Regions from separate parts of the Mus musculus genome. Here region 2 is linked to region 1. Evidence: chromatin loops called from intact Hi-C (ENCODE). Cell type or tissue: gastrocnemius. All regions are shown on one strand. Links, peaks and the distances in the headings refer to the core of each region. The heading gives the core; the rest is flanking DNA. Region 1 overlaps Tbck (TBC1 domain containing kinase). Region 2 overlaps Gm30147 (a long non-coding RNA gene).

Region 1 (8,000 bases), core at 1-8,000:
GGCACTGAAGTCTTTGAAGGAGAAATGGATCCGGTGCACCCATTGCAATCAGGCAGTGGTCGTTATCTGATCACTGCTCATTAGTTGCTGTTTAGTGTATATTTATCACCTTGTAAATTAACAGAGTGAAGCAAGATACATTTGGAACATTCTCCAAGTGTAGCAAATCAATTCTGGAGCCTACTGTTGTCAAAGCAGACCGTGTTTTCCCTGTGTATTTTGACCTTAGCAAATTCATTATTTGTTGAAGAGAAAAGCTACCTAGTGCTCAGCATGGGTATTTGTTTCTTTCTTATTGCTGATTAGTAACATTCAAAATTTACAGCATTCAGCTACAGTTATTTTAAAATAAAAGCTGAGTTGTAAAATATGTCCAACCTAACAACTTAGACACAGAGGATGTATTTTTCATACCTTCTACAAATACTCTTTGATAGTTAATCTGTCCAAGTTTCATTTCAAAAATGTGAAACTGAGGAAAAAGGAGTTGCTTAATTTAGCATAAATACCTGAGTTCAATAGTCAAAGAAGTTTTTATCTTTCAGTTTTAGAAACTATTTTCTCTGGGATTTAGAGGTGAGTCACTGGTTAAAAACAGTACTGCCTTTGCCAGGGATACATGATCAGTTTCCAGTACCCTTGCTGGTGGCTCACGACTACCTATAACTCTAGCTCCAGGGCAACCGTTCTCTGGACATCCTAGGCACCTGTGTTCACATGGAAACATACCAACATATAGGTAAACACATATCACATAATTTTTAAAAATTAATCTTAACTTCCAAATTTATTAGCATATCATTAAAAACACCTTATCCTCTGATTCTGAATTTATAAAACTAATAAATATTGAAAAGTTGTATATTGAAGGACATTTTTATCTTGAAAGTATAGGAGGGAGTCTTTAAAGACAAACATATCTTTGCAATATTATTTAAGCATTAATCTTTTTTAAAGCATTAATCTTCAATGATATCTCTCTTTCTCTCTCTCATCATACAGTAGCTAACTATAATTCATCCATTTCCTCTCCATTAACTTTTTACCTCAGGCTGATACCAAGAAAATGTAACCAAAGGAAAATGTAAATGGAAAGGATTAGGAATTTTATAAGGTGAAAAAACATGTTGAATTTATACAGTCTAGAATTGTTTCTTCCCTGGTTTGTTGACAGTATGTGTGTTTTGGCTTATGCAGTGACCTTTAGAAATCTCACGGATCATTGATTTGAGGAAATAGCACTTGTGGTTTTAGTTAACACTTCTATAAGAATGATTCCCAAATCTATCTCAGCAGCCCTGACCTCTGGTTCTCTTGCCTGGCATCTATTTCTTGCAAGCTGATAGAATCTCTTCTTGGAAACATTGCAGATAGCTGAGGGAATTGGTGGTTTATTTGTCAAGTTAACAGAATTTAAAATCACCTGGGACTCTGAAAAAGTTTGTGTGTGTTCATCTTAATTCTGACCATGGATGTAGGAGGATACACTCCTTGTGAGTGACACCATTCCCAGGTCATGGGGACCGGGGCTGTAGAGTTCTAGCACACATGCATTAATTGACTCCTCGCTGCTTTTGGTTATGGTTGTAACATGACCAGCTCTCTCAGGCTCTGTCTCTGTAACTTCAGAGTATTTTATCACTGTATCAGGAATGAAACTAAGAGTCTCTTCCTAGCTTTTTCTAATTTACAATTTACCCAAGTATTGCAGGATTACGTATTAATCATTATGCCAGTACTTATTTCTACTGCCTCCAAGAAATAGTTATACCAGCTGGTTACCAAGTGTTTAAACTAATGAGTATCTTCTATTACAAAATGAATTCATTCCAACTTCAAAAATATCAGTTTTCTGTTCAAACAAAATCTCTTCTGAGACTCCAAACTGTGAGCTCCATCCAAAAAATATTTCTAAATTACTTACTTCTATAAACTATCACAGAGTAAACAAACCTGTTTCAAAGAGAAAAGATAAGAAAATAACAAGAAAACCTTAGACTAAAGCAAGACTGAAGCACAGCAGGACAAGCATGACACCCTGTAGCTCACCTGGAACTACATTGAAGCCTCATTGAAGCCTCCCTTGTAACATTAATCAGAGGCCAGGAGACTCTTGCTGTGCCCCCTGGCCTTCCCACCAGCAGCGTGCATGTATTCTCTTGCATTGACTTTACTTGATTCCTAGAACTTTCTTTTAAAATGTCCCACATTGCTGGCATGCTTAGCGTCTTGATGAGGTCTGCATAGCACCACAAGCTTGGTCTTCATAGCTTCCCACAGTAGCTTCTCAGGGCCTTGTTGTGAGGAGTATAACTCTACCTGTCATTATCTGGTGCAAGCCTCATGACTCCCTCACTCTTGAATTCTATATGCCTACACAAGTTACACCATAGGATGACAGTAAATGTTGCTGCTGCTGAAGAGGTAGTCTGGCCCCTTTAGACCATTGCTGTGCTCTGTGCACATCTTAGAAAATACTTTGCTAGGCAATTGTTTTCTAGAAGTCAATCATGGAAGCTCTGTGTTTTCAGGTACTGTCCTTTTACGTGAATGTTCTTTACATGGGTGTTGTGTTTTATATCCCAGATCTGTACGTGGGTGAGATCTTATTCTCAAGGAACCTTTCCAGTTTTCTCCATGCAAAGTGTAAGGAAAGTGCATGGGATCTCATTAATGGGACTTTAACAATTACAGCTGCTCTGTCCATACTCACCTTGTCTGTGGCTTTAACCTGGTTCACCTTCCTGTCTTCACCAGACTGCACATGTTTGGCATCTTTGGGCTCCTCTTTCAGCTCTAAACTTGCTGTGTCTGTAAGTCTGGCTAAATGGCAGTGAGTGTAACCGCACCACAGCCCAAAGGCCATCTAGTCTTCAAACATGGAGTCCAGTTCTCTTCATCTAGCTTCACACAGGTCCTCAGCACAGGCAAGCATGGATCCAGATGATTTGTCAGAGAGGAGTGGGCTCTAGAGCAGTGGCTCTCAGCCTTCCCAGTGCTGTGACCCTTTAACACAGTTCCTCATGCTGTGGTGACCCCAACCATAACATTATTTTCATTGCTGCTTTATAACTGTAAGTGTGCTGCTGTTATGCATTGTAATGTAAATATCTGTGTTTTCTGACTGCCTTAGGTGATCCCTGTGAAAGGGTGGATTGACCCCAAAAGGGGTCATGACCCTCAGGTTGAAACCCACTGCTCTAGACTAATTGCTAATGAACTGCTTGTTCCCTTTGATGAGCAGGACCTTTACGGTCACATCTCTACAGCATTCTGGTCTTTCACAGTTCTATCAGAAGCATCTGTTAAGTTTTCCATATATCATTCTCAGACTGCTCTAGCCTGTAGCTCCAAACTTACAAATTCCTCCTACAAACAAAGGCTTAGAAACATGGGGTGAGACTTATTAGAGAGACTCAAGTTCCTGTTACTATGTTCTGTGTTAGTTCTGTCTTTCGCTTTAACAGAATGTCTGGCACAGTAACTCAGGGGAGAAAGGATTTGTTCTGCCTGATGGATCAGGAGACATTGTCCATCATTATGGGAAAGATTTGTTATTGGGAGCGTGAGGGTGCTTGCCTACATCTTGGCAAACTGGGAAGCCATGTGCTCAGCCTATAAATCTCAGTCCCAGGTTCCTCGTGTGTCCCAACTGGACATGATACCCAGAAGGTCCTTGTACTTCCAAGACAGTGGGAACCAATGATTCAAGTGCATGAGGCTATGCGGAGCGAATCGCTTTAAACCAAAGCACAGAAACTAAAAGTTACTGACTCAAACGTGGTACTTAATGTTAGTTATTCACAAGATTCTGACTTTGGAGTTGTGTGGTTTAAACAAAGCCTTATGCTGTGTGTTTATGGGGGGAGGGGATGCATGTTTTACAGCACACAAGTGGAGAGGTCAGCGAGCAACTTGCTGGAGTTGGTTCGCTCCTTCAACTGTTTGGGTTCTAGGGATCAAACTCAGGCCACCAGGCTTGGCAACAAGTGCTTTTACTTGCTGAGCCATCTCCTGCTTTTTACTGTACATGGTCAAGCGAGCTGTAATGTTAACTATTAGATATTTTTATCCATTATAACTACTTAAAAAGATTTCATCATCAAACTTATTGACCATATTAAGAAAATTTATTTTGATATACACACCCCTTCATTTTAACATGAATGCATTTTTGACATACAAATCTAATACCACGTCAATTTATAAAAGCACACTATGAAAAGTAGAACGAGTCTTCTGTATTCAACTGTCTCAAAATTGGTTTAATGAAAACAGTCACTGTAATCATTTGATTCCAATTCCATGAGCAGTCTGTGTTGAAATACAGTGCAGCTGAGGACCTCTAGTGTCACTGCTGAATATGGCATTAATTTGTAAAGATACTGTAAAGGTGTTTGTGTGTGTATGTTTGTGTGTGTGTGTTTGTGTGTGTGAGAGAGAGAGAGAGAGAGAGAGAGAGCGCAAGAATAAAAAGAAGAGCTAAAGTTAGCTTATAGAACCAAATGAGATGCTTAAATGAAGTTTTTTTCACTTAGAATTTTTGAGCATTTTAATTAAAATATATTTATACATCACTTCCTACCTTTCCTTTCTTCCTTTCAGCCCCTACCATACCCCCTACTATAAAATTGATAGCCTCTTTAAAAAATTATTATTGTTACATATAAATATATGCACAATATGTAAATCCAACCTGCTGAGTGTACTCTTGTTATGTGTGCATATACGATTTCAGGGCTAGCTGTGTTAGATTAGATAGCTAATAAAGGCACTCGTCTCTGGGAGAGGCTAAACCTCCTTCTCTCGGCCTGTAGTTCTTTGTCTAGGGGTGGGACCCTGTGAGATTTCCCCCTTTCTTGTGAGCATGTCTGTTGATATTGTCATTGTTCAAGTCTTATTCGTGCAGCCCTTTCTAAGTCAGTCCTACAGCAGCTTTCTTGGTATTCTGAACCTTTTCATCTCCCTCCTTAGTAGTCTTCCCTGAGCCCTAGATGCAGGAGCTGTGCTGTAGAAGTGTTCACTGGGCAAAAGTTTCCCACAATCCATCCATCTCTGAATTTTGTCCAGTTTCTGTAATGGTCTCCATTTGCTGGCGAGAGAAGAATCGTTTTATGTGGAGTGAGAACCACACTCATCTCTCGTGCAAAGATAACGTTTAGAATGTGGTTGAGGAACTAGGCTGCTGCAGCAAGGTGGAGGTGGTAGGCTCTCTTCTAAGAGCCTCACTAGTCCTAGAGCTTGGCTACGTTTTCAGCACTAGACATGGCTCTCCTCCCATTGAGTGGTCCTCATGTCCACTTAGACAGCTGTTGACTACCATCCAGAGTTGTAGCTTTACATGTACCTTGCATCACAGGTTGTTATGGTTCATGGGAGTGTCACATTGGGGTAGAACGTTAGTTGTGTCCCTTCTTTGGCAGGTGACATAGTACTCGCTGGTAGTAAGAAAGCTAGATCCCAGGAAGGAGACATTCATGTTAGATCAGTTTTGATGATCCAAGTCCTGCGATCCAAGGGTGCTGTTTCTTCAGCACTGGGGGCTTCCCTTCAACTGCTGAGAAGTAATCAAGGGAAACAATGAAGCCTATGTTGCTTGGGGGTCCCTTGGACTACCTACCGGCACCAACAGCAGGGAAGGGCTCATGCCTGGCATGAGGGTCTGTTAGCCCATGGACCTTGTGGGGAGGGTTGTCAACCCAGTGACAAGAGAAAAGAGGACTAAAACTTGTTCACCTTTTGCTCTTTCTTGTACTTTAAATTTAGAAAAGAGGATTCAAGTTTTAGTAATAATTTTTTAAAGAAAATGTATTTCATTTACTATTTTAAAGTGAGCTTTATTGAGGTCTAATTCTAATATCTTACCACTTACCATGTAAATGTATAGTTAAATTAGTATGATAAACAAGGTCTCATCAAAGCTAAGATATAGAACAATTCCAATAGCCTCAAGCTCTCCTTATATTCCTGTGTAGTCCCCCAAACCTATGGTAACCACTGATTTGTTAATCAATCTTTTTCCTATTACCTATGTTTTTTTTTAGTGGTTTCCCTTGCCAAGTATAGTTGAATCTTAATGCTTATCAGATCTGACAAGTGTTATCTTTGAATGGTTAAGTAGTACCATTAACATCTAACTTCAGAGTCTGGAATGGCCTTTGTGGGGGTGGAACGAAATGGCTCCTGGCCCTAAGACAGGGGCAATAGGGCATGGGCCACCATGAGTATGGATGGCTGTTGTGGGTGTAAGACTTGTTTGTATAATAATGTACATATTTTTACGTTCATCCTTCATGGAATATCCTCCCTGTTAATGTAAATGACTCCATGATAGAGACAGCACAAGTCTGGGAGATGAAGATGTGTCTAATGTCTCAGCAAAATTGTAAATGCTGGGACCTTGGGACAGCCCCTAAAGCTATGGAAAAGAACTCAACAAACAAGAGTCCAAAATATATAATTTCAGGGGCTAGAGAGATGTCTCAGAGGTTAAGAGCACTGACTGCTTTTCTAGAGGTCTGGAGTTAAATTCCCAGAAACTATATGGTGGCTCACAACCATCTGTAATGGGATCTGATGCCCTTGTGTATTTGAAGACAGTGACAGCATACTCACATACATAAAATAAATAAATCTTTAAAATATGTATCTATGTATATATATATAGATATGTACATAATTTATCAATAATGCAAAATCGAAGGATGAAATATGAATCGTATGAGGGCTTCACAAATCTAAAGGAGTAAAAGCAGCTGCTTGGTGGGCCAACCTGTCAGAATGATACTAAGGAAGGAGGTGAAAACATTTGGCGACCCACCTAGGTAAGGTTTTGTTTAAGCATACAAGGGCAGGCAGATTCCTAAATTCAGGGTCCACCTTCCCCAGAGCAAAGTTAGGCCCAGGTGTGGTAGAAATGGTAATTTCAGGGGTCCCAGCCAGTTATCATCTGTGCTTAACTGGGACAGGCAAATCTCAGAATTCTTTTGCAATGTTTACAAACAAAAATGTGCTGGGCTTATCTGCAAGAGATGAGCTATTGAGAGAATTTTTAGACTAGCAAGAGAAAACTGCTTGGAGAACTGTCTGGAGCAGAACAAAGAAAAAGCAGTCTGGAAAGCTGTCTTGAGCGTGGACCCAGGATTTGACCAGAGTCCTTTGTCTCACTGCTCTCTCAGAACCCCTCTCAGGCCAAGGCTGGCCTTGGCGTTTATCATAACTGCTGTGCAGTAGTCATCATCAGTTGCGTGCTGTTTCCCCTTTACTTTCCTTTTGTCCTGTTTATAACTTCTTAGTGATTTCACAGGTCTTTAATTCCAGCACCCAGAGGACAGAGGCAGGCAGATCTCATTGAGTTCAAGATCAGCCTGGATTACAAAGTGAATTCCAGGACAGACAGAGCCGTTTGTTACACAGAGAAACCCAGTCTCAAAAAAAAAAAAAAAAAAAAAAAAAAAAATCCACCACCACCACCAACAACAACAACAAAAAAACAGTGATTCCATCTAATCTTTATATTGCCTCAATATTTATAATTCTTTTAAAATATACTTTTTGTGGTTGCTTTCAGATATTAATTTTAAAAAATAAAACATGGCTAGAAAAAAACCCTCATATTAAAATATTAACACTGATAATATTGGAAGGTTGGATTGAATGATTTTTTTTTTTTTGTTCTTCTCAGTATATATTAAAGAAACTCAGGGACAAACAGGGTGAGAGAGGTGGGAGAAATGATGAGGAAAATGGGCGTCTCTATGAGACTTGACATAGAGAGGGTGGAGAAGATTTAAAACGTGTTTGGTAAGTCATGAACTACTGGAATGATTCACAAGGTGATATGGAAATATATAATGTCTATATAGTATAAACTACATCATATTTTCATGGACTTAGTTGTTTTGTTTTTGTTTGTACAGAGTACATGGCTTTTATTGATTTGTCCCAAATGTTTTAAAATAAACTGGTAATTTGTTAAAACACCAAGCCCGTGAGTGGCA
Region 2 (17,368 bases), core at 4,230-12,229, 190 kb before region 1:
TGCCAGCAAAGGCCTCGTAATTAGCAACTTGACTCAGTTTTACAAAACCCAATATACAAAAAATAAAAATAGAAAAGCTAACCCAGAGTGCTGACCTAAAAATAATATGTATTTTGTTCTCAGTTATTACATATATGCTAATTCATTACATAAGCTGTCTAAAAATTAATATGCAAAAAATAGACAAAATAATGTATAATAGAGATCAGTATGTGTAGGTTTTCTTATGTGTGGCAGCTGATAACTGTGGTTTAATTTGTTGAAAAAATAAACGAGTATTTGTTCAACTATTTGTCTTTCCACCATACAAGGGTAAGGAGAGGAAAGGGTTAGACTTCATATTTTTAGCATTAAACCAAATTAATGAATATAACTCCCAAAGAGGTCCAAAAGTTCTTAGAGATGGTTTTAGAAAATCAAACGTTTCCAATTTACCATTCAATATACTGAGGTTTAAAACTGAATATGAGGAAAGGCAACAGAAGACAAGACACATCTTATAGTGCAAGCTGAGCACATGATCCCTCTAACGACCCTCGATGGCTCTCTGGGTGTTCCTTTGGTTTACACACAAACACACTCGTGCTTTCCAAATTATTCAACATAGTTTCATACTACAACTTTCATTTCTTTTGTATCCATATTGCATCCATTTATGTAATTATTAAACTATTACATAAGCAGAAACTTGTATGCAGGGTCATAGCTCTTAAGTGATAAGAAAGAAATGAATTAGGTGTGGTAGAATACACATGGTACTTGCTCACATGAGTACCACAACTAGAAGTCAGAATATCTGCAGATGGAACAAAAAAACAACCTTATTATATGTGTGTGTGTATATATATAGTGTATATATATATATATATATATATATATATATATATACATATATACATACATATATACATATATGTATACATATACATATATATATAACATTTAACTATAACTACAGAAATAACACTGAAAATGCAGGAAGGCTTGGCATGGCACATGCCTGTATTCCATCATGGACCACAGAGAAAAACCCTGTCTCATGAAGCAAACAAAGCCCCAGACTGTTGAGCATGTAGCCAGATGATCAGTCCTGGCTTTTATGAGGCCTTTCAGTTCTACTTCTCTCAGAAAGTAGGACAATTGGTCAGTACTCCTCATACTCAACACTCTATAAGGCTTGAATAAGACTAAACTCACCGAATCTACAGTCTCCCTTTGTTGGGGGAACCCTATCTCTTTTCTGTGTCTAAGAGAGAAGTCAAGGAGGATATCTGAGACAGGTGAGGTTGGGGAGTTTGGGGAACTCAACAGGAATGGAGCAGTCCTGGTTCTGACAAGGAAGTGGGTAGACACTAAGCCAAGTTTGAAAAGAGGACAAGTAGGGAGAAAGTGGGCAGCCTTGTCTAGTCCCTGATTTTAGTGGGATTGCTTCAAGTTTCTCTCCATTTACTTTGATGTTGGCTACTGGTTTGCTGTAGATTGCTTTTATTATGTTTAGGTATGGGCCTTGAATTCCTGATCTTTCCAAAACTTTTATCATGAAGGGATGTTGGATTTTGTCAAATGCTTTCTCAGCATTTAACGAGATGATCATGTGTTTTTTGTCTTTGCGTTTGTTTATATAGTGGTCTATGTTGATGGATTTCTGTATATTAACCATCCTTGCATCCCTGGGATGAAGCCTACTTGGTCATGATGGATGATTGTTTTGATGTGTTCTTGGATTCGGTTTTCGAAGATTTTATTGAGTATTTTTGCATCGATATTCATATGGGAAATGGGTCTGAAGTTCTCTTTCTTTGTTGCAATACCTCTCCTAGGCATATACCCTGAAGAAGTTCCAACTGGTAATAAGAACGTATGCTCCACTATGTTCATAGCAGCCTTATTTATAATAAGCCAGAAGCTAGAAAGAACCCAAATGTCCCTCAACAGAAGAATGGATACAGAAAATGTGGTACATTTACACAATGGAGTACTACTCAGCTATTAAAAACAATGAATTTATGAAACTCTTGGACAAATGGATGTATCTGGAGGATATCATTCTTAGTGAGGTAACCCAATCACAAAAGAATTCATTAGATATGCACTTACTGATAAGTGGATATTAGCCCAGAAACATAGAACACCCAAGATACAATTTGCAAAACACAAGAAAATCAAGAAGAGGGAAGACCAATGGGTGGATACTTCAATCCTCCTTAGAATACAGAACAAAATACCCATGAAAGGAGTTACAGAGACAAAGTTTGGAGCTAAGACAAAAGGATGGACTATCCAGAGACTACTCCACCTGGGGATCCATCCCATAATCAGCCACCAAACCCAGACACTATTGCATATGCCAGCAAGATTTTGCTGAAGGGACCCTGTTATAGCTGTCTCATATGAGACTATGCCAGTGCCTGGCAAGTACAGAAGTGGATGCTCACAGTCATCTATAAGATGGAACACAGGGCCCCCATTGGAGAAGCTAGAGAAAGCACCCAAGGAGCTGAAGGGGTCTGCAACCCTATAGGTGGAACATCAATATGAACTAACCAATACCGCCCTGGAGCTCGTGTCTCTAGCTGCATATGTAGCAGAAGATGGCCTAGTCGGCCATCACTGGGAAGAGAGGCCCCTTGGTCTTGCAAACTTTATATGCCCCAGTACAAGGGAATCCCAGGGCCAAGAAGCTGGAGTGGGTGGGTAGGGGAGCAGGACAGGGGGAGGGTATAGGCAACTTTCAGGATAGCATTTGAAATGTATATAAAGAAAATATCTAATAAAAAAGTAAATTAATTTTTTTAAGAAAAGAAAAGAAGAGAAGAGAAGAGAAGAGAAGAGAAGAGAAAGAAGAGAAGAGAAGAGAAGAGAAGAGAAGAGAAGAGAAGAGAAGAGAAGAGAAAAGAAAAGAAAAGAAAAGAAAAAAAAGAAAGGAAAGAAAAGAAAAGAGGACAGAAAGAAAGGGATCTTGTTGTATAGACTTCCTCATCTTCTAGTATAAAAACTTTGATGAAGATTTCTAGAAAGGAAACATATTTTCTAATAAAACAGCAAAAACTGTCATAAACTAAACTTTTGCTACTGAAGAATTCCTATTACTTCTTGACCTTGCCTACTATTTCTCACTTTAAAAGAAATTGCAACTTCCATTTAAGAATGACTTCTTTCCAGGACCAAGCTGTAGATCGTCTTTAATGCATTAAACAACTTTTTTTTCTAATTTAATTTATAAAACTGTTATCAATGATATGACACCAAAAAAAAGTTTTCTGATTATTATAACTCCCACTCTCTTGAATCTTCCTCCCAATTCTAGGATCCCCTCACATACACACACAACCCCACTCCCACATGTATGACTTTGTTAATGTTGCTTTCTTCGTCTTGAGACCCACTGGATTTAACCAGGTTTGTCTGTTTCCAGATTGGAAACTATCCATTTTAGCTCCCTCCATAGATACATCGCTAAACACAATGATTGGCCCTCCTCCATAATCCAATAGTTCACAGGGAGGAGAGGAGTCCCAGAAGCCTTCCCTAATCCATGATTAACTACTGATAAGACTTGTCTTGTGTAGGCCTATTAAAGACAGCCACAACTCTTTCAAGGTCACAGCTGCAACTCCTATGCCCAGAAGATAGCATTTTACAGCCCTTATCCCTCTCTTCTGGCTCTTACATTCCTTCCATCCTTTCTTCTGGGATGTTTCCTGAGCACTAGAGGAGGTGGCATAAAGAGCTAAGGACTCAGTGTCATTTATCCTCAATATCTTCAAAGGCACGCATTTCTATATTCACCACCATTTACTGCAAAGAGAGGCTCCTCTGATTAAAGCTAGGAGTATCATTTATCCATGGATATAAACTTCAGTAGACCGTACCTTAATATCGTGGCAATTTAATTAAAAGACGGGAGCAAGCACACTTCTAGAACCTACACCTTTCAGTCACAGGCTTTCACTAGGTTTTCAGTACCAGGTATGAATTCACTCCTGCCGTGCAGGCCTCCAATTGAATCTGAGTTATTAGTTACTCCCATATTAACCATTTCTCGTCTGTCCTTTTAAGAAAACACATCAAGTCCAATATGTATTGCCCAACCATTCTTGGCAGTGGAACTAGATGGTCATAAAGTGTGATCCACCTAACAGAAGCCACATGATTGAAGAAATCTCTCTCTCTCTCTCTCTCTCTCTCTCTCTCTCTCTCTCTCTCTCTCTCTCTCTCTCTCTCTCCCTCTCTCTCCCAACAGCTACCAAAGGCCAATCACTCCTCAGCTAGTCATAGATTCCCCCCAACCCCTGCTTCTCACTATCCAGTGCTAAGATTTTGTCTGGCTTGAGCTTGTATAGATCTTGTGTATGCTGTCACAACAGCTGTGAATTATTACATGATACTGTCTGGTTTTACCTTGAAAATATTATTTCCTTGATGTCAGCTGCCACATCTGACTCTTAAAATCATTTAGCACCCTTTTTTCTTGAAGATCCTTGGGCCTTGGGGAGAGGGATGTGATAGGAATGTTCCATGTAAGGCAGAGCAGTCCTCAGACTCTTACTCTCTGTACTAATTGCTGTGGCTCATTTTTATTGGTTTATTTTCTTGGTGTTTCATTTTCCTGGATCTTTGTATATCCTACATATTATTCCTCTGTTATAAGTATCACTAGCAAGAGTGTTGCCCATTTTGTAGGCTACCTCTTCACTCAATTGATAGCTTTTGTGTTTGTTTTGTTTCAGTTTTGCTTTACAAAAAGGATCTTGGGGGTGGGGAGGGACTGGAGAGATGGCTCAGCAGTTAAAAGCATTGACTGCTCTTCCACAGGTACTGAGTTCAATTCCCAGCAACGAACAAGATGGCTCACAACCACCTGTAATGCAATACGAACTGTGAGAACCGTGTACTCACATACAAAAATAAATAGACAAACAAACAAACAAACCAGCGTGTTGGTTTCATGATATCTCAGTTGTCCATGGCTAGTCTCACTCCCAATATTACTAGAGTTCTATTGAGGAAGTCATAACCTGCACCTGTATGCTGAAGGGTAATCCTCACTCTTTCCTCTGGCAGTTTCAAGGTCTGCAATCTTATGTTGAGTTTCCTGATCTATTTGAAGTTTGCTTTGTACAGGTTGATAGACAATGACCTGCCGCTATTCTAATATATGCTGATATCCAACTTTCCTAGCACTACCGGCTGAAGATGCTATCTTTCTCTGGTGTGTTTCTAGTATTTTTGTCAAAAAATCAGGTAGCTGTAGCCCGGTAGATTTCTATGTTGTTAGTTGACATTTCTGCTTCGTGCCGTGCTGGTTTTGTTACTGTGGCTTTGTTGTATAATTTACAAATTTATAATTTACAATCTGGTGATGCCTCTTCCAGGACTTTTTATTCAAGATTATTTTGGCTAAGCTTGATCTTTTCTACTTATCGATAAATTTTCAGTTTTTCTCTGTATCCATGAGAAAGGTCCTGGAACTTTTATTGAGATTGCACTGAAGTTATATATTCACCTTGGTGTAAGGGTCATTTTTACAATATTAATTTTTTTCTGATCCATGAGCATGGATATTCTTTCTATCACCCAGGGTCTTATCTAGTTCTTTCTTCAGTGTTCTTAAAGTATTAAAAAAAAACACTAAAGTAAATGGATAGAATTCTGCATTCATACAATTACCAAAATTAAACTAAAATGAAATAAATAATCTAAGCAGACCTATAACCGTCAATAAGATTAAAGCAACAATAAAATACCTCCCAACTTAGAAAAAAACAAAATTGATTCAGAGTAGAATTCTATCAGAACATCAAATAAATAACACTGGTCCTACTAAGATCATTCTATAAAACAAACAAACAAAAAGGAATAATTTTAAAAACGTTTATGTAGCCAGTACTGGCCTGTTACCAAAGGGCAATAACAATGCAATTAAAAAACAAAAAACAAAATTACAAACATATCTCCCTGACAAACATAGATGCAAAAGAAATCCTTAATAAAATATTTGCATGCCATATTTAAGCTCACATCAAAAATATCATTCATCATGACTAAGTTGGCTTCATTTCAGAGATACAGGGATGGTTTAATATATGTAAATCAGTAAATGTAAATATACTCAAGTACAGAAATAAAAACATCATTTCAATAGACACTAAAAGGGCCTTTGATAAAAATCTCTGGAGAAGAGGAGGAGGAGGAAAAGGAAGAGGAGGAGGAGAAGTATGTATGCTACCAGAGTGCTACTCTGCTTCTCGGTGGCTCTATATATTAAGATTTCATCATTGTTAGTCTGTTTCATCTCCAGATATATTTTCTTCGTCAATAAATCTGTGTCGTCCTGGATGTTGGCATTTCTTACAATTTGGCTGAAGCGCCTCAGAGTTTCTAAGTGGGTTTTACAGTCTTTGTTTCATCTCTCTTGGCATGCTTTTATGCATTTTCAAGATTAATGTTAAGAACATTGGAATTTTAAAAGAAAGGTTTGTGGTGGATGAAAAGACAGCTTTGGGTGAAGGATGGGGTATTTCAAACATGAAGTATATAAATAAATTTAAAACTTTTGTTTAAATTTGTTTTCCGTTGTATTTATTTACTGTTACAAATCCTTTGCCGAAGGAGTTTTAAATACAAACATATTTGCAATAAGATGCTTTTTTTAAAAACATGTGTGCAAGCAATCTCCAAATCTATGCAATAAGCCCTAGACCCAGAATCAGCCAATTTCTCTTAAATTTGGCAGGTTACAAAACTGATTTTTATGGTACAGTCCAGCAGAATCACAAACTCAGTTGTGTTTGACAGGTTTATCACTCAGATTCCATGCAAATCAACCATCATGGACATGAAAGGGGAGGAAGAAAGGGAGGAAGGGAAAGGGGGAGGGGGAGGGGGAGAAAGGAATGGAGAGAGGGAGGAAAGAAGGGAGGGAGGGAGGGAGGGAGGGGGAGGGGAGGGGAGGGGAGGGGAGGGGAGGGAAGAAGGGAGGGAAGAAGAGAGGGAAAGGAGGGAAGAAAGGAGTGAGCAAGCAAGCTATTCTAACAATAGCAGGCAAGTCAAATAAAATCCACCCAGTGAACCCATAGCTGCAGCTTCAAAGTCCTTTCTGCCTTATGTTGAAGTTCATTCTGGCAGTGGTTTCAGTTAGCTACATTTTATTAGACTGTTGCCAAATCTAGAATTATTACTTTTTAACTTATTGGGTTCCTAACATACCAGAACTTATAATCAGAGGACATCCAACTGACCATCATCAGGGGAAGAGAGTTATTGAATATAAAATCCTGAGTGTTGAGGATGGAAGATGTGAAGTTTCCACATTATATAGACCTAACTTTATAAATGAGCTTTAGATAGCTTCGAACCCAATGAAAGCTCTGTGTGTGCTATTTAGAACAAAAATAATGCCTGATTAAAACCAGTTTTATGTAGCTCAGTCTCATAAATGGTTGCTATGGCAGAAATGCACCAATGTTAAGTTGTGTGTGTGTGTGTGTGTGTGTTCTTTATGGCAGAGCATAGAAGATGGACATCCAAGACAATGTGAGAAAGCTCATCTTCTGTAAACCTTTTCTCACACTCTGCGCATCTCATGGCCTCTGCATTCGTGCCACAATCGCTACAGTGGGTGAGATATCTCAGTCCTGCCAAGCTCTAGGTCTCCTGGCAACAGAGAGCAGGCTTCTTTATCTTTTGATGCCCACACTGCAGTACTTAACAGATGCCTCATGGTGACTTCCCCATAGTTAGGTCCCATATACTCATCGCCACCAGATGGCAGCAATGCTACCTTCCCCAGTAACAGGGGACTTCACCAACACCCCTTGGCTTGTTTACAAAGGCATCCTACCCCTCCTTTTCCTCCCTCCTGATCTAAGCCCTCAACTCCTGAGCATCAATACTCAGTGTGCTTGCCAACAATTTATAGGTCTCTCTGATTTGCAAGTCTCTGTGTAATTTCATGAGAAAATATGGAGGTGGAAAATTTGAAATGTAATAATCCCATACCCTTCTTTCCTAACACATACGTTTAGGCTTAATCGCTGTTAACACCATAGATCACTCACATGTGATGAGTACAGCCTGTTTTTGGGTGGGAAAAAAAGTATTCTTAATCCATCCTGTTTCCATCATGGGAGGCATTAGCTGGAAAGAAACCTTTCCCCTTTTCTTTCTGCCCTTATTTATACCTCCTCTAGAGAGATGAATTAATGAATGTGATAGGCAAGGACAACCGAGAACTTTATGGCAGCCTTTCCCGCTTTCTTTCTTCCTGGGGCCATCCATCCACGAACCCTGGTCTTAGTCTCTTCATGCAACATACAAACACCCCAATAGGAAGAGAAATCTGCAAGTATCAGCCATTGATTGCATCTGTGCTTGGAAGGAAGAAAACGACAGTCTTCAAGCAGCCTTTGGTTAGCCTTAAAGTGGACACTCCAGTCTCCATCTACCTGATGGCTTTAAGGAAACATAAGATGTCTCATTTGAGGTCCCTGAAAACTCTGACAAATGACATTAAAACCGCCTTCTATCTTAAAATTTAAACATGTTTGAGAGTCTCTCTCCCCCCTCCCACTCATTTTAAATTACTACATTTCATGGTCTCTTAGTTGTGATTATTAACTGCTTAACCATATGTTCATATTAAATTCAAACGTTAGCCCCTCAGAGTTACTCGCTTTCAACCAAAGAACATTAATTGACCAAAATTGAATAGCATGCTCAGAAGTGTTTTCCTTTCTTTCCTAGCCAACTTTGCAGCTTTATATATGGTCTCCTTCTTACTGAGGTCTTGGCCAACTCATTATTGGGAAGGCCTAGAGTAGCTTTTAATATCCTTGACATTTTTAGCTATTAATCATTTACAGCTGATGGGATAGGCCAACGATAATACATTTTACACTTTAATGCCCAAGGTTATCTCTTTTCATCCTCTAAATCAGCGTAATCCTGAGTCAGCTTTAATTGGTATTTAAGGATGGAGTCTGTTACCTCGGCTTAACTCTCTCTGACATCTTTGGGAGAGCAGAGCAGCATAGGAAGGAAGAACAGGAGCTGACCGCCTTCCCTTGTTGTGATGCTCTGCCTTTGACTCTGGATCTTCTTTCACTTTTCTTTGGTTTTATGTCACATGTAGTGAGCTGAATTAAATACCAGAGATGGAAGCAATAGATCACAGAATGCAATAAGGTGATCAATGCCCATTTCATTTCAAAAGTATAGACTAGGTAAAGCCTGGGAGAAAAGGAGAGCATTATTAAAGTGGATACCTGGGAGATGTTTTTCCATATAAAGCAACACCCAAAGCAAAGATCCCAAAGTGAGAATTCTTGATGTGTCTGATGACCAGAACATGACAGAAGGCAACTGAGCAAAAAAAAAAAAGAAAGAAATGGAGTAAGACAGGAACCACGGAGGAAACAGATCCTAGCTTTGTGGCCACATAAGAGTTCAGCTCTTACCTTGAGTTTTAAAAAAAAAGTTGGGGAGGGTTGGCTCCTTCAGAAACTTAAACAGAGGGGTTCTGTGACACAGTTCAAGTTTCTAAAAGCTCATGCCGGATGATTCGTTGACAATGGATTCCAAGACAATAAAAAGGGAAGGAGATTTAACTAAGAATTATGACGTCTCAGTCAAGGTGGTGAGACATAGCAGACTGTGGGCAGATTTTGAAATCTGAGCTAAGAATGGCAAATATAGGAGGTGAAAGAATAAAGTCCTTGGTGATGGTTTCCTGGTCGTCAGGAGCCCTGGGGTGGGGGTGTGGCCTGGACACAGACTAGAGAAGGACTAGGCATGGGTGAGAACGACAGGGACATGAACTGTACACATGTGGAGATCAAAAAGTAGTCTGCTTCCAAGTGGAGCTATTACCAGATCATTCCTGTTAAATCTTAAAAAGACAAGTAGTCCTAGAGGTGGGAATATGGAGCAATTAAGAAATAAATCCTTCAATCTGTAAGTGTAGATGAAGAAATCTATTATTACAAAATTTAAAAATCACAAAGGGAATGTGAGTGAGAAAGAATAAACTAGCAAGATGAAAAGAAAACAAGGTCTGTGAATCCTGGAAACTGGGTAAAAAAAGATTAGCAAGGGATGAGTGAGGATATACTGTATCTAAGATGCTGGCCGGCCAGCTAAGATGCAGAGTGGGGCTCCTCTTCTTCTTCTTCTTCTTCTTCTTCTTCTTCTTCTTCTTCTTCTTCTTCTTCTTCTTCTTCTTCTTCTTCTTCTTCTTCTTCTTCTTCTTTCTTCTTCTTCTTCTTTTCTTCTTCTTTTCTTCTTCTTCTCTTCTTCTTCTTTTCTTCTTCTTTTCTTCTTTTCTTCTTCCTCTTCTTCTTCCTCTTCTTTCTCCTCCTCCACCTCCTCCTTCTGCTCCTCTTCCTTTTCCACCTCTCTCTGTTTACCCTTTCTCTCTTTATCTCTCCCTCTCCAACCCCCTCCCCTCTCTCCATGGCAACTTCCCTGGCCTCAAGACTGAGGACAGGGTACTTGTCCTCCCAAGAGCAGTTTCTCAATAAACCTACCTTTAATATAATCTAAAAGGGGAAAAGAAACAGACTGGGAATTCCCTATAAGCATTCATCACTTTGGGACGAGTCTTTGTTGATTTCGTGTTCTGCTTTATTCTGGACTACTGAGGGAAGAGCCTGGGTTAACATGGGAAAGTAAAAAGAAATGGAGAAATTCAGATAATTCTGTTGTTATAAACAAGAACCGAGCAATAGAATGGTAGATGGTATCTGAAGCAAAGCAAAAGAAATGCTTTAAAGATGTAGGGAAATGTACATTTATGTCGTCATAATAGCTTAGGAGAGGAGGAAATTCTGAAAACAAGAAAGAAGAAACTACTGCTAGAGTCACATGCTGCAGTAAGCTAAGGAAACAGGGTATGAGATGGCAGAGAGCTGTCAGGGCTGTGTCTTTGTGTGAGCACCAGAATGAGCTCAAGAAACTGAGGAGCTGAGGACACAATAGAATGGCTCTGTTGAGAGTCTCTGTGGAGCATCTTTCTATTTGTCAAGCTCTCATCTCTCTCTCTCTCTCTCTCTCTCTCTCTCTCTCTCTCTCTCTATATATATATATATATATATATATATATATATATATATATATATAACTCTAAATGCAGTGCCTAACAGTGGATGTCCCAGGCTGAAGATTATTCAAGGATTTTCATTCTTCTGCATACTCAGTCTCTCAAGAATTAACAAGAGTAAAATTTAAAATCTAAGCCCATTTGGAATATTGATACCAAGCTATCTCCGATTAAAATTAGGCAACAGGAAGTTATGGTGATCTAGAAAGTCCCAGAGACCTGGGATGTGAAAGGCTCCAAGGACTCAATGGGGTGACCTTAGCAGAAATGCCCCTCAGTAGAGAGATGGAAACTAAAGAGAACACCTCCAGTAGATAGACAGGGCCCCCATTAGGGATGGGGATATCAACCCACCTTTCAAAAATTTTGACCCAGAATTGTTCCTGTCTAAAAGAACTGCAGAGACAAAAATGGAGCAGAGACTGAAAGAAAAGCCATCCAGAGGCTGCCCCGAACTTGGGATCCATCCCAGGAGTAGGTAACAAACCCTGACACTATTGTTGATGTCATATTGTACTTGAGGACAGGAGCCTAGCATGGCTGTCCTCTGGGAGACTCTACCAGCAGCTGACTGAGACAGATGCACATACTCACAGCCAATAACTGGGCTGAGGTCAGGGATCCCTAGGGAAGAGTTAGGCAAAGGATCAAAGGAGCTGAAGGGTTAGCAATGTCATAGTAAGACCAACAGTATCAACTAACCTGACCCCTGGGAATTCCCAGAGACTAAGCCAAAGAGTATACATGGACCGGTTGGAGCCCCCATCCCCCACTCCCACCCCAGCACATATGTAACAAAGGACTGCCTTGTCCTGCCTCAGTAGGAGAGGATGTGTCTAATCCTGTAGTGACTTGATGTGCCAGGGAAGGAGGATACCTGGGGGAAAACACCCTCCCAGAGGTGAAGGGGAGGGATGATAGAGTGAAGAACTCTGGGAGGGGGGGACCTGGAGGGGTCAACATTTGTGATCTAAATAAATAATAAATTCTTTTTCTTTTTATAAAAAGAAGGTATGGTAAGAACACATCTAAGAGTGTTCTTCACTCTGCAGACTGAGGCAGGAGGTCACTGTGAGTTTGAGGTCAGCCTGGGTTGCACATAAGAATCTGTTGCAGAACAAAATACACACAACAAAATATTCTGAAGATTTCACTTCCTTATTTTATGTCCATCCTAGATTGTCCTACATCTTCAAAAATCATGCAAAAAAAAAAAATCTGCTACTGCCAAAGACATACACAAGAGCCTCAGAAGCTGGAGAAGTCATTTCTGGTTATTAATCATGAAATATGTAAGAATCCATGATAGCAGAGCTTACGGCAACAAAGTACTTTTCTTTTCAGAGAGTAAAGCATCTGTTTGCAAGCATAGATTGAAACAATACAAGCTCCCATGATAGATTGAAACAATACAAGTTCCCATCAAATTTAAAGTCAGCTACAATGTGGGACTTGTAAGGATACAAGGGTGTCTGTGTTCTCAACTCTAAAACCTTCCTAGTGCTTTCTTGGTGCAAAAAGCCCATTATGCTAATACATCCAATATTGTATCAATACAAAATTCAAGAGAACATTCCTGGAGAAACAGTCAGCAAAAATACCAGCAGTCTCTTCATGCTGGTTAAAATGTATCTGATTGTATTATTTTCAATATTTTCCTGCATTAAATTTACCTCCAATTTTATTTTATAATCAGAAAAATAAGACCATCAGTATTCTTAATACAAGGTGGCAATAACTAAGAAATTAATGGATTTGTCTTTAGCAGTGTTAGTAGTATTTCAAGAAGATAATACTGACTATTCCAAGGGTATGGCAGACTAACTAAATTAGTGTTTGCAAAGAACTCTAGAGGAGTGATGGTAGTAGTTGCATTTCTTTTAGTTTATAGATAAAAGACTGTTTAATAATAATAAATTTTTAAAAACCTCCAAAGACTTCCAGTTCCAAAAGCGAAATTCTGCCCTCTGTTATATGTGTGCAATTAGTTGCATGTGCATAATTGAGGGCAGAATTTGGCCCATAAAATTTGGAATAATCTGGGAATTCTTACAATCTGGAAAAAATTAAAATCCCTTTGATAAAATAAATTATGAAGTGACCCAATTCAAATGGGCTTTGATGTGTAAGGAGATGGTGTTTTCACTTATGTGAGAAAGTTTTTTATTTTTTTTATTTTTAAATCATTTAGCCCAATCTAGAACAGAGAAGAGGGAGGAGACTTATCTGCACCGATCTTTCCTTAAGGAAAAATAACATGCCTGTGAGAGATGAGATATGTAGCCAACCACTAAGACGTGTCTTATACAACAAAAGAAAAATAGACATGGAGACAGGTGGGTACCGATTTAAGCTCAGAGCATCCATAGCTAAGCAGCAACGTGTGCCTGCCTTTGGTCCACAAACTCCTCTGTGCTGTGCGCTCTGCTCACTGGCAGAACAAACACTCCTAGGGATAGATGCTTTCCAAAGTCCAAAGTGTAAGATCTGCCCAAACAAAGCCAGCTCTCTTTGATCCTTTTTTTAATTTCCCCCTTGCGTGCCACCTCAATGGGACCACCAAAGTTTTGCCTCCGATGATTTCCGAAACCCACTTTCAATTTTTTTTTCCGTTTAGAAAAGGAAATTGGGAGGGGAAAATATTATTAAGTTCCACACCCACGTCTTTATCTTCTACACTTGTTCTTCCCGAGGTCACATTTTAAATTTTCAGTTTTCTTTTTTCCCCACCTTGCTATGCTCACTGGGTGTGAGCTTGTCACTGAGAAGTAACAAAGCCCACAACTTTTCTGTTTCTGCCTTAAAAGGGGAAGAGAGAGAGGGAAAGGCTGGCTATACAGTATGCATAAGGTTCACACCTTTTGGCTTTATGTGCTGAACAATTTATCAACTCACAAAGTATGATCTGTTTCTCCTTTATGGCCCTTTCAGCGAAAAAAAAAAAAAACTTATATATATTGGCCTTGCTTCTTGCTGCCCCCCAAGAGGCTCGTCTGGCTCATTACCGCACTACCCACGGGATCAAACCACTTGTAAAGAACTGAGATCTGTTGCATTTGGAGCTCAAAACTTCGAAAACAACCTTAAGCCATACTCCTAAAAACATTAAAAGGAACATTCTTGTGTGCTTTTCAGGCATCTTTACAAGCTCTTGTGAAAGGATAAAAGTGGCTGGCTGGTCCCCAGTTTATATGTTCATTATTCCTAAATCGTTTTGTCCGTCGCCATGAGCATGGTAAGGTCATCAAATCATACAGGAAAAGCCATTATGGTCTTTTAAATGGCCTAGTCTATGAACCACAGGGAAGGCACTTCACCATTAAATATTATTACAGTCTCTGCCTCCTCTCCTTAAATAATCAGAATTAGTATAATTGGTTGAACCTGCTATTGATGGCACCTTTCCTAAGCTAGGAAATATCAAAAGCAGCAGATCAGCTTAAGCGTTTCAAGAGCATGGTCTGTCTAGTCAAACTCTAAAATATTATTTGTTTGATGTTTTCCCCCTAATTCTTTTGTTTAGCACATGTTATCATCCATCGTCATCATTGTTTTCAAGACAGGGTTTCTCTGTGTAGCCCTGGAACTCACTCTGTAGACCAATCTGGCCCAGAACTCACTCTGTAGACCAGGCTGGCCCAGAACTCAGAGATCCATCTGCTGGGATTGAAGGTGTGCACCACCACCTACCAGCTTGTTTGATGCTTATTAATGGAGAGATTCTCCGACTCATTTCAGCCTCTCCAACGAATGTGGTCTAGTTCCGGGGTGAACTGTCTTGTCGGGAGGTTCTCCACACGGACATCATCTCCTTACTTGGAGTAACTGAAAGTCCTGCATCAGGATGCCAGCAAGGCGAGCATGGCCTGTGCCTCACCTCGGCGCATCAGATGGAAGCCATCTTGCTGTCGCTTCACTCAGCTGTCTCAGCTGTCCCCGCGGGCACAAGTTCCCACTGTATCTCCTACAGAAGTAAACTGGTCCTATCGGGCTGCAGCCTCGTTTTTATTTGATCACCAACTTAATGAACTTACCTTCAAATGTAATTAAACTCTGAGGTAGTAGAGGCTGGGATTTCAACACATGAATTTGTGAAAAATTACAACTCAGGCCATAATAGAATAATTTAACTCCCTTATATACTCTTATTTTGGAGCTGTAACCAGACAAAATCAGTTTAGGTACTTCTTAGAAAATTTCATATTTTAAAAGTATGCAAGCATTGATATATTTTAATAAAAAACCTTTTGATATATTACATGATACCAAATATAGCTTTTTTTGAATTAATCAACCATTGAACAAATTACTTAATAAAATAATTAATGAAATAATATACTTTATTTATTTCTGGCATAACCTGTGATGGTAGTGGCTTTATACCTAAATGAGCTTCTTGTAATTCTACCAGTGTAAAGTTTTATTTAATATAAACGCATTAATAACTTTTAGTTAGAACTTTTTGTCTGGTATTTAAGAGCTATTCATGTGCATTAATAGAAATCACAGGTTCAGTGAGCTAAGTAAGTTTCCCCAGGACCCTCTGTGCCAGCTGGCCCCCTTCAGCGAAAAATTCCTAGGAACCACTCATCAGCCCTGCTCTGGGTCACTTTGCAGCATCCTCCTCCTGACCTCACCTACCCTGTGGTTCTACTCTCACCTTATCATGGAAATTCCCAAATCTGTAATTTTTCCTCCATACCCAAACCTTTTGCTTTTCTTTGCCGTTTTGAAAGTACTTCATGTGGAAACCATGTTCTTCCCAAAATATAGTTAGCATATAAAATATAAAGAACAAGACCCTCCATCCCATAATCAGCTTCCAAACGCTGACACCATTGCATACACTAGCAAGATTTTGCTGAAAGGACCCAGATATAGCTGTCTCTTGTGAGACTATGCCGGTGCCTGGCAAACACAGAAGTGGATGCTCACAGTCAGCTATTGGATGGGTCACAGGGCCCCCAATGGAGGAGCTAGAGAAAGTACCTAAGGAGCTAAAGGGATCTGCAACCCTAGAGGTGGAACAACAATATGAACTAACCAGTACCCCCTGGAGCTCGTGTCTCTAGCTGCATATGAAAATGGCCTAGTCAGCCATCATTGGGAAAAGAGGCCCCTTGGTCTTGCAAACTTTATATGCCCCAGTTCAGGGGAAACACCAGGGCCAAGAAGTGGGAGTGGGGGAGATGGGGGAGTAGGGGGGGGGTAGGGGGAACTTTTGGGATAGCATTGGAAATACAAATGAAGAAAATACCTAATATAAATAAATAAATAAATAAATAAATATCCTCAGACTGGAGAGATGGCTCAGTGGTTAAGAGCACTGACTGCACTTCCAGAGGTCCTGAGTTCAATCCCCAGCAACCGCATGGTGGCTCACAACCATCTGTAATGGGATCTGATGCCCTCTTCTGTTGTGTCTCAAGATAGCAACAGTGTACTCATACTTAAAAATAAATCTTCAAAAAAAGAAAAAGGTCGACTCAATCAGTTCATCAAAAAAGCAAAGTCCAATCCCAAACAGCTAAGCCTAAACACACATGCAGCCGAACAACACTAAGTAGACTGACTCTAAAGGATATAGGCATATATATTTCCATATCTGTGTAAAATTAACTTAAATTCGAGAAAGAGTAGAGGCATGGGGAGGTATGGGAAGGTTTGGGGGGGAGAAGAAGGAGTGGTGGAAATAATATAAATATGGTGTTCATATACAAAATTCTCAAAAAATAGAATTTTAAATTAAAAAAAGAACGAAAGCAAGATCTGCCTCCCTTGAGGAACCACTGTACAGATTAAATGAGACAATAAATTAAAAGGCATGTGCTCAGCAGATGCTTGAAGAAATTGCTATAAAACCTGGGAAAGAAAGAAAAGGAGTAAATGAAGGAAGAAAGGAGAGAAATAAAGGAATAAAGATAGAAAGTTTTAAACATATAAGTGTGCACTCACTGATAAGCGGATATTAGCCCAAAAGTTCAGAATACCCAAGATTCAATTCACAGACCATATGAAGCTCAAGAAGAAGGAAGACCAAATTGTGGATGATTCAGTGCTTCTTGGAAGGGTAAACCAAGTACTCACAGGAGGAAATATGGAGACAAAATGTGGAGCAGAGACTGAAGGAAAGACCATCCAGAGACTGCTCCACCTGGGGATCCAGTCCATGTACAGTGGCCAAACCCAGAAGCTATATCTGGGAAGTGCTTGCTGATGGAAGCCTAATATGGCTGTCCCCTGAGAGGCTCTGCCAGAGCCTGACAAATA

What was found. A loop is a pair of places that touch in the nucleus more often than their neighbours do. Peaks named below come from ENCODE experiments on the same cell type or tissue, not always from the same donor. Only the 100,000 strongest peaks of a DNase experiment are listed, where the experiment ranks them.
Region 2: it touches region 1 in a loop (5-fold over the local background); 18 of 42 quality-filtered maps call a loop at or near these places.

The regions. Positions count from the first base shown.
Region 1 is chr3:132,697,230-132,705,229 of GRCm38, forward strand. All of the region lies in intron 3 of Tbck (TBC1 domain containing kinase), which reads left to right. Among named protein-coding and RNA genes, the nearest start is that of Tbck, 17 kb to the left of the region's middle. In gastrocnemius, for the core only: a CTCF peak has its summit at 4,332; no DNase peak of the experiment used is centred there.
Region 2 is chr3:132,498,570-132,515,937 of GRCm38, forward strand. Gm30147 (a long non-coding RNA gene) reads left to right here. Exons shown (of 3, transcript XR_867646.1): 3 at 1,821-1,857. Among named protein-coding and RNA genes, the nearest start is that of Gm30147, 28 kb to the left of the region's middle. In gastrocnemius, for the core only: a CTCF peak has its summit at 7,773 (motif pointing right); a DNase peak (open chromatin) is centred at 7,757.